2 separate regions of the Mus musculus genome follow, and region 1 is linked to region 2. The links are chromatin contacts, found by POLR2A ChIA-PET in ENCODE. All regions are on one chromosome and are shown on one strand. Each heading gives the region's core, a stretch centred on a gene start or an enhancer-like site at or near the end of the contact. The rest is flanking DNA. Distances are from core to core; before and after follow the strand shown. Region 1 holds the start of Usp34 (ubiquitin specific peptidase 34). Region 2 holds the start of Cct4 (chaperonin containing Tcp1, subunit 4 (delta)).

Evidence for each region. ChIA-PET counts read pairs that join two places held with the same protein, here RNA polymerase II (POLR2A).
Region 1: POLR2A ChIA-PET joins it to region 2 with 13 read pairs in Patski. The contact joins the promoter of Usp34 here to the promoter of Cct4 in region 2. POLR2A ChIA-PET finds 5 or more read pairs at or near these places in 3 of 5 experiments (Patski and embryonic stem cell).

What each region holds. Positions count from the first base shown.
Region 1 is chr11:23,304,124-23,308,411 of GRCm38, reverse strand. It overlaps Usp34 (ubiquitin specific peptidase 34), which reads right to left and starts at 1,517. Exons shown (of 80, transcript NM_001190401.2): 1 at 1,396-1,517. The coding sequence starts at 1,438.
Region 2 is chr11:22,988,098-22,992,354 of GRCm38, reverse strand. Cct4 (chaperonin containing Tcp1, subunit 4 (delta)) reads right to left here and starts at 1,762. Exons shown (of 14, transcript NM_009837.1): 1 at 1,475-1,762. The coding sequence starts at 1,601.

The DNA of each region.
Region 1 (4,288 bases), core at 268-2,767, 320 kb before region 2:
CTCACAGGAATATATCTGTAAACAGACACACACATACCTACAGAATCTTTAAATCACTTCTCCCAAACTATTTTTCCTAAAGTATACTAAACAATTAAGTACTTTCAAGTTGGAGAACAGAGAGTCACAATCATCAATGTATTTCTAAGATACAAAATGTTTTACTGAAATAAGTACTAAGGAACTATGTTTACCATATCACTTCTACCAAGAATGAAATTTATGTCAAAATAGGAATAACCTTATAAAATACTAGGAAAATGTAGGATGACACAGATATGGGAAAATGTAGTTTGAATATATACAAAACACCTACTTTAATCTGTCAGGAACTAAATACATAGCTGAAAATAAATTATAAACCTTTTAGCCATTAAAGTGAAACTCAAGCACATAATAAAGTAAAAATTAAGCAACCAAAAGGGAATTACAATCTACAAATAGACTTTTTAAATGAATGAATTAAAAGGAATAAGTAGTTTCGAAATCTGTCAAAATATCACACTGAATATAAATTCCAATACCTCAAATGAATATTTGTCACAAATCAAGTTTGTGTAAATTATCTTTTCATCTAAACCACCTCTGGGCCCACAAGTGGCTGACGTGCAATATTCCCTGTTTCTTAAGCAGAAATGCAATCTTGCAAGGCCAAAAATAAAATATGTAATACAATAATAAAGAATAAGGAGTAAGGCCTCTCATTTTCAGAGACAGACCATGACTAACTCGGGGTGGTTGTCGTTGGTAGAGATCTCCTTATAATAGACTTTACTACTTAAACGACGAATGGTACTAAAGAAATACTATCACCTTTATTTTTAATTAAGGTAAGACGGTTCCAATCATCACTATTGCAGTTCAATTTCTGCTATTTAAGGGCTGGCAGATGGATTGAATACACCCACACACCCTCAAGGGATGGAAAAATCACCACCCTTCTCCCACGGACTTTAACGAAAATTAGCAGGTAAGCGAGGCCTCCCCAGCACGCTGGAAATCAAAGAGGGCGGCCCTGAGGCTCGGACTGCAGAGCAAAGCCTAGTCCTCCGACCCCACCTCCCCACACCTTCCTCGAAGGGGGAAAGGGGCGGAAGGGCTCATTAGTGCCTTCATTAATTGACACCTGTAATGAGGAAACTTTCCGAGACCGCCCAAGCCGGACCCGGCCGGGGCTGCGCCGCGGCCTCTCGGGCGCCCAGGTAACCCGGCGGCCTGGGCCCGAGGCGCCGCGACGGCCGCCGCCACCACGCACCTTCCCGGGCACACAGGCCCGTACGCCGGGCCGGCCCGGTCGCCGCAGCCCGCAGGCCGGGAAGGCAGGCAAGGCGGGAGAGCACAGCCCAGGGACCCCCAAACCGTGCACCCCGACGGGTCCCCTACCCGGCGACTTACTTTCATTTAACACCTCCACCAGGTCTGCGCAGTTCTCGCACATCGTTCGGCCGCCGCCCCCCCCTCCCCCGCTTAGGATCGCGCTGACTGATCCCGACCGGCGGGGGGGAGGGGACGGAGGCAGGGGAGGGGGCCGGCCTGCCGGCGGGGCGGGGAAGCGACGAGGGCGGGCGGCGGCGGCGAGGACGGGGCGGGGAGCCGCGGGTGGGGGAGGGGGCCGGCGGGCCCGGGAGCGGGAGCGGGCGGGGGCGAGGAGGGGGGCGAGGGGAGCGCAGGCCTCAGGGGCGCCTAGGCGCCGGCGGCGGGGGAAGGGGGAAGGACGGGGGAGGGGAGAGGGAGGGGTGGGTGGGGAGAGAAGCAGCAGAGTCACTTCACCACCGACCAGACGCCGCGGCCACCGCCGCCGCCGCCGCCATTTTAATGGAGCGCTCGGGCTGCGCTCGGCTCTTTCCGCCCAGGCGAAGGAGCCGAAGAGAGGCGCCTCGCGCACTCATTCCTCCGCCCTCCTCGCTGCCCCCGCCCTCCGCCTCTCTCCGCACACACGCCGCACGCCCTGCCGGAGCCGCTGGCCGCCCTCCCTTTCCTCTTCCGTCCGGCCTCCCCGCCCTCGGTCCACCCCCTGTGCGCGCTCGCCCTCCCCGCCCAGCCGGATCTCTGTCAGCGGCCGGAAGGGGAGCGCGCCGCCCGCCGCCGCGGGGGGAGGCGGGTGAGTGGAAGATGGCGGAGGCTGCGGGCGGGTCGCGGGTACGCGGCCTCTCCCGCCCCTACGGGCTCCGCGCTCCGGGAGACTCGGCCGGAGCCGCGACGGATGGCCCGCCCCGTCCCCTGCCGCGGCGCGGCGCCTCCTGATCTCCCGCACCCCCGAGGGGAAGCGGTGAAGTTTGCCTGTCCTTCGGGTACTTTGAGGGTGGAGACGGCCGCGGGTCAGCAGATGCTGGCAACGCCGCGGCTCGCTCCCCACCTGGCTTCGGGAGAATGGAACAGCCCAGGGCGCGTCTTAACCTGAATCCCTGTTTATCTCAGCCGTGCGGTTCTGTGAGGCTCATGGATCCTCAGCAGTGAAACACCTTGACAGGACTAGAAATGGCGCGGTTGAGAAACCGTGACACCTCGTTTTTACGCACGAGGTCTTACAACGTGTGTGTCTACCCATTCATTCTTCATCGGAAACGCTCTATTAGGCTTTTTCATCAGAGAGAGACAGCGAGAGCTAGTACCGTGAGGAACGAAGCCTGGCGTGATGGTTTACGACAGTACTTCCTAAATGCAGGCAGGAGGGTTGCTCCGAGTTCGAAGGCAGCCTGAGCGACTTTTATAACCCCATTTGCCCAGTGCCAAAAGAAATGGAGCCAGGAGTGGAAAACAAGTGAAAGGGACACCCAACTTAAGTTTGGTATTGCATTAAGAACTAGAAGCTCGGGCTGGTGAGATGGCTCAGTGGGTAAGAGCACCCGACTGCTCTTTCGAAGGTCCGAAGTTCAAATCCCAGCAACCACATGGTGGCTCACAACCACCCGTAATGAGATCTGATGCCCTCTTCTGGTGCGTCTGAAGACAGCTACAGTGTACTTACATATATAATAAATAAATAAATCTTAAAAAAAAAAAAAAAAAAAAAAAAGAACTAGAAGCTCAGAAAGATGGCTCAGCAATAAGAGCACTTGAAACTCTTGCGGAGGATCCAGATTCAATTCCCAGCACCCACATGGTGCTCATAACCATCTATATCCTGTTCCAGGGCATTCGAATCCCTCTTCAGACTTCTGCGGTCACCGTCCACACTCCTAGCACACACACACACATACATACATACATACATACATACATACATACATTAAGGCAAAAAAAAAAAGAGTAATTTTTTAAACAATTTTTACAGGACAACTTAGTGTTAGTTTTTACCTTCACTAATTTCTGTTTCTAAGATACTTCCACAGGGATATGACAACAAAGTCTGAAAGGTCATGTGCATGACCCCAAACCAAAACTTGAGCACATGTTAATGAGGGCCCCGGTATTAATCTTCTACGATGTCTTGTCAAGGTGTGTCACACTTTTTCTGTGCACTAGAACTGCTTCTAACTTCATGCTGTTTTTGCACGGCGCTATAAAGTTTCACTCCAACCTATTCCTGTTATTTCCTATGAGCTTTGTGAGTTGTGTAGCTGTTTTCCCTTCATCCTTCTCCCATCCTCTCCCCACTTAGAGTCTTCCTATCAATGATTATTGACTCAGCAGACATCACCTTCAGGCTAACCTTTGTCAGCCCTCTTAACAATCTTTTTTTTTTTCTCCCAGTACATCCCAGGTTTTTTGAAATGCCATCAATGAACCTTGATTTGAAAAAGACCCACTATCTAAGAAATATTTTTAAGTTGTTTTAAACTAAGTCTTGGTAACCTGGTATTTCTAGGGTTGTTCTATGCCTGAAACATAATTTAAATATGGAAATTAATTGAAAATATAAAGGCTTTTTTTTAGTATTGGTGTAGTACTTTTTTGAGATGCACTTTTGCTTTGTTAGCCCATGCTGACATAGAATTCAAATTCCTCATGCTTCTGCCTTCTAGGGACTGGAATTACAAGCAGGTGTCACTATATACAGCTATACTTTACCCACAAACCCCTGAACATTGAAGTTACAAATAGGATAAAAGCTAACCTTAAAATTGATATACAGGGTAATAAAATCTGGGCCACTAACTAGGCAGAGGTGGTACACACTTTAATCCTAGCACTCAGGAGCCAGAGGTAGACAGATTTCTAAGCTCAAGGACAGCCTGGTCTAGAGAATGAGTTCCAGAACAACCCGGCTACATGAGGAAATCCTATCTTGGAAATAAATAAATAAGTAAATCTGTGTCTCTTCTGCTTTGTTTGACCAAGTGTCTAA
Region 2 (4,257 bases), core at 513-3,012:
AAAAGTAACTGTTCTGGACAGTTTATGTGAACTTGACCCAAGCCAAAGTGATCTCAGAGGCGGTAACTCCTCAAATTAAGAAAAAGTCAGTTAAAACGGAGTTGTAGGCAAGTCTATAGGGAATGTTCTTGACTAGAGATTGAGGGGGAAGGGCTCAATCCTTTGTGGGTGGGTCCATCCCCGGGCTAGTGGTCCTGGGTTCATAAGAAAGCAGGTTGAGGGGCTGAAGGGATGGCTCAGCAGATGGATAAAAGATGGCTGCTCTTCCAGAGGCCCTGAGATCAACTCCCAGCACCCACAACCACATATAAACACAGTTCTATGGGATCCAATGCCTTCTGGTGTACAAATATACATACAGACAAAACACCCATATACATAAATTAATAACTAAATCCACATAACCTGTGTTTTCACAATAATAGAAACCCTAGCTAAGATGGTTGCCTGAAGTAAACTCATTTCTTAATAGAGTGTACACTCTCTTGGTCACTCATCTGACTCTAGAATTCATCTTTCAACATCCCAATGACTCCACTACCACAAACGTAATTAATGAACTCAATAAACTTCCAGGTGTCAGGTATTCACTCCAAACTTCCAAAAGACTCTCACATGGAGCACCTGGTCAGCTTGGCGTCTCCAACTCCTTAAGGCCCATCCTGCGCACACACCTCACAGCACCAACACATTCCAGTCACCTGGACTGGTGACTGCAGTACTTGTCAGGTTTACTTCATACACTTTCACATTTAATCCTCCCAGCAACCCTGCAAATCAACTGTCACCTCACCCAACTTACAGCTGCACTGCGAAGTCAAGAGTTTCTTGGATCCTAGGACCTTCAGAAGATAAAACAACACCCCGTCCACTTCCCAAATCATGCATCTTTGTCTCCAACCCAAATAAACCCTGGCAGTATCTCTTAAGGCTTTGTTGCTTTAGACGTCAGACGCGTCAAATAGCACATACTGAGAATAAAACTCGGCCTGTCTGGTTTTCACCACGTGCTTTTACAACCCTATGTCGCCCACCTGCCAGTTTAAGGGAATTTATAGTGACTATCCGATTAGTACTACGGAGCCAAAGAACGTTCATAAGTTAAATGAACTTTTTTTGAAAATGTTGAAAAAGTAAAATGAATTTTATTTGAAAGCTCAAAATACTGTGTCGTCTACCACTAGGTTTGATAAACAGCCAAGCTTTAGTTCTTAAGAGTCAGATCTCAAGGATCATTGCTTTCAGTATTTTAAACGGCTGTCTGCGCCAATGTGACCAACACCGCCCATGCCTGCAGGAGACGAACTAAGGAGCTCGGCGTCCCACAATGGGGCGTGTCCGAGGCCTCCACGCTCCGAGTGCTTAGCAGAAAGCTGCAAACGAGACCACCTTGAAGGAACACAACCCACCCAGGGCCAAGGTCACAGCGAGGCTGGGCCGTTCCGCCGGAGGCGGGCCGGCGACCGGGTGATACCTTTGGCCGCGGAAATATTGCTGAAGCGGATCTGGGCTGGCTTGTCGCGGTCCTGGTAGGCGCTTTTCCCGCGGCTGCCGGGCCCGGCGGTGGGCGCCCCGCTTCGGGAAGCTACGTTCTCCGGCATGGCGACCTTGGTGGCGTCTGCGCGGGTTCAGGAGGACGGATGGACACGGATTCCGGCTTGCTGTGGAGTAACGGTCTCCCTGACCGCCTCCTCCACGAACCTTCCAGAAAGCGACGCCGGGAGAGAAGGCGGAAGCCGAGCAAGGGGCCTGCTGGAGAGCCGGCGCGGGTGTGACGTCAGGGGCTGTCTGCCGCACGCCGGCTGCGCAGCTTGCGCGCGGAGATGTGGCTACGGACTGTCCACCCCTCCCTGTGCCTGAGATGGAGCGGGAGGTTTTATAGGCGTGGCTGTGGCCGTTCTAGATGGACCCGAGCCTTTAGCTTCTGCTAGTGCTGTTGAGGAAGCTGTGACAGCTCTGGCTTTGTTCCGGAGTGGGTGTGGTGCAACCGGCCTTTTACGGACATCCATGTCTAAATTCCAAATTCTATTCCTAGTTTATTCACTTTGTAAAGGTGTTGGAGGAGAGATGTGCCATGAATAGTTTCCTCCCTTTTGTATATATTTTGACTGCCTAGGGATTTAAATACACTAGTTAGACGGCACAGAATCGTAATAGTTGTGGGGCGGTGACTGCCTATCAAATCCAGTCTGCCTTCTAGTTAAGACCTCTTCCATAAACATAACCACTGACTCTTAGGGAACATAAACATTCTAATAACTGATTAATAGTTATCTGCTGAGCAAAGTGTGAAATCTTTACACTCTTTACCCCCCCCACCCCACCCCCACACTAATCCTCATAATCCCATGAAATAGGTGTCATCGTCTAGACTTAAAGGATGATGAAGCTAAAGCCCAAGGTCAACCAGTAAGGCAGTGGAAGCCAGTACAGAGCCAGGACTCTGTCCTTAGGTAAACTTCCAAGGTTTCTATAATCATGATCATTGACCACCAGAGTTTATATAGGTAATACTCATTCAGTGGTAGTTCACAGTTAATAATTGAGAGCCATAAGGTGCCAGATGCCTGCGGTAGGTTAACGAACAATTGTTTCATGGACTTAGTCCTGTAATTATGAGAAGCATTTACATTCATTCACTCTATTAAGACTAAGATGAACTTTTCAAGCCTCCCCTTGGGGGACACGTCTTTTTCAAAGACCAGTTTACCCCTCCCTCGAAGCACACAAATATTCTATGGTTGTTGAGACAGCTGACTTATATGAAGAGAACAGGTACTGGTACTGTGGTGATTTGAGATGTCTCCCCTAGTTTTAGACATTCAAATACTTGGTCCCCAGTGGGTAGCTCTGATTGGAGAAGCTTAGGAGGTGTAGCCTTGCTGGAGTAAGTATATCACTGGAGGCTGAGTTTGTTTCAAAAGCTACCAGCCAGTTTGTGCTCTGCTTCCTCTTCACAATATGAGATGTGAGCTCTCCCTTCTCCATGCCTACCTGTTGTGAAGCTTCCCTGCTGTGCTTCCCAGTGATCATGAAGTCCTAGAACCATAAAACCCCTCAAAACTCTTCCCTCTATAAATTGCCTTCCTTGTGGTTGTGGTGTGTTTTTTGTTTGTTTGTTTGTTTTTGTTATAAGGTTTCACTGTGTAGCTTTGACTGTCCTGAAACTAACTCTCTGTAGACCTCAAACTCCCAGTGATCCTCCTGCCTCTGCCTCCCAAAAAGTTTGGACTAAAGGCTGGTGAGACCACCACCCGGCATGGTCATGGAGTTTTATCACAGCAACAGAGAAATAACTAACGCAAGTACTCTGACTTCTCCTGCTCTTAAAAGCAGGAGACAAAACAGCGATCTGAAAGAGACCTTCACTGTGCCTGCAGGAAGACATGCTTCTCCCCGGGGAAAGGGATGAAAGAGGTGCAAGCCAATCTCTGCTGTCTGTCGTGCTGGGGAGCTGAATTCACTGCCCACCCAGGGCAGAACCTCATGCACTGACGTCGCAGGGAATTCTTTTTTTTTTTTCTGTAATAGTTGGATTTATCTATGGTTCCATGGCTGAACAGCTTGGGTGGACTGTCTGTATAGTTTGCTTTCTTGTCTTTGTTGACATTTCCTCCATGGCCCCTCTGTTGCTGACATTCCCTGAAGTGGTTACCCATTCAGACTTAGGCACAGAAGAGAAGAAATCAGGGGACAGAAAAATTAAGAGGCATGCTAAAAATAACTGGCTGGGGGCTTTCACGATTCAACACCTGCTTTTGTTTCTTGTAAGGTAAGCTGAACTGCTTTCGCGGCAAAACACGACCTTAAACCATCTATGGTCTTACCAAAGGGGGTGGGGTAGTTAGCTCAAGCCCCTTTGTCATAAGACACTTTAGTATCTCTCTCTCTCTCTCTCTCTCTCTCTCTCTCTCTTCAAGACAGGTTTCTCTGTATAGGCCTTGGCTGTCCTGGAACTCACTTTGTAGACCAGGCTGGCCTCAAACTCAGAAATCTGCCTGCCTCTGCCTCCCGAGTGCTGGGATTAAAGGCGTGTGCCACCACGCCTGGCTAGTATTTTTCTCATCAACATATGATTTCTGGCTCAAACTTTTTTTTTTTTTTTTTGGTTCATTTCCTCCTGAAGCCTTCTATGTCATGTAAGACTTAAATTTATATATTCTATTTATCTCTCTTTGTTGGAAAATTCTATCCAAAGCTGGGCAGTTAGTGGCGCATGCCTTTTATACCCCTGCTCCTCCCACACTCAAGGGTTAA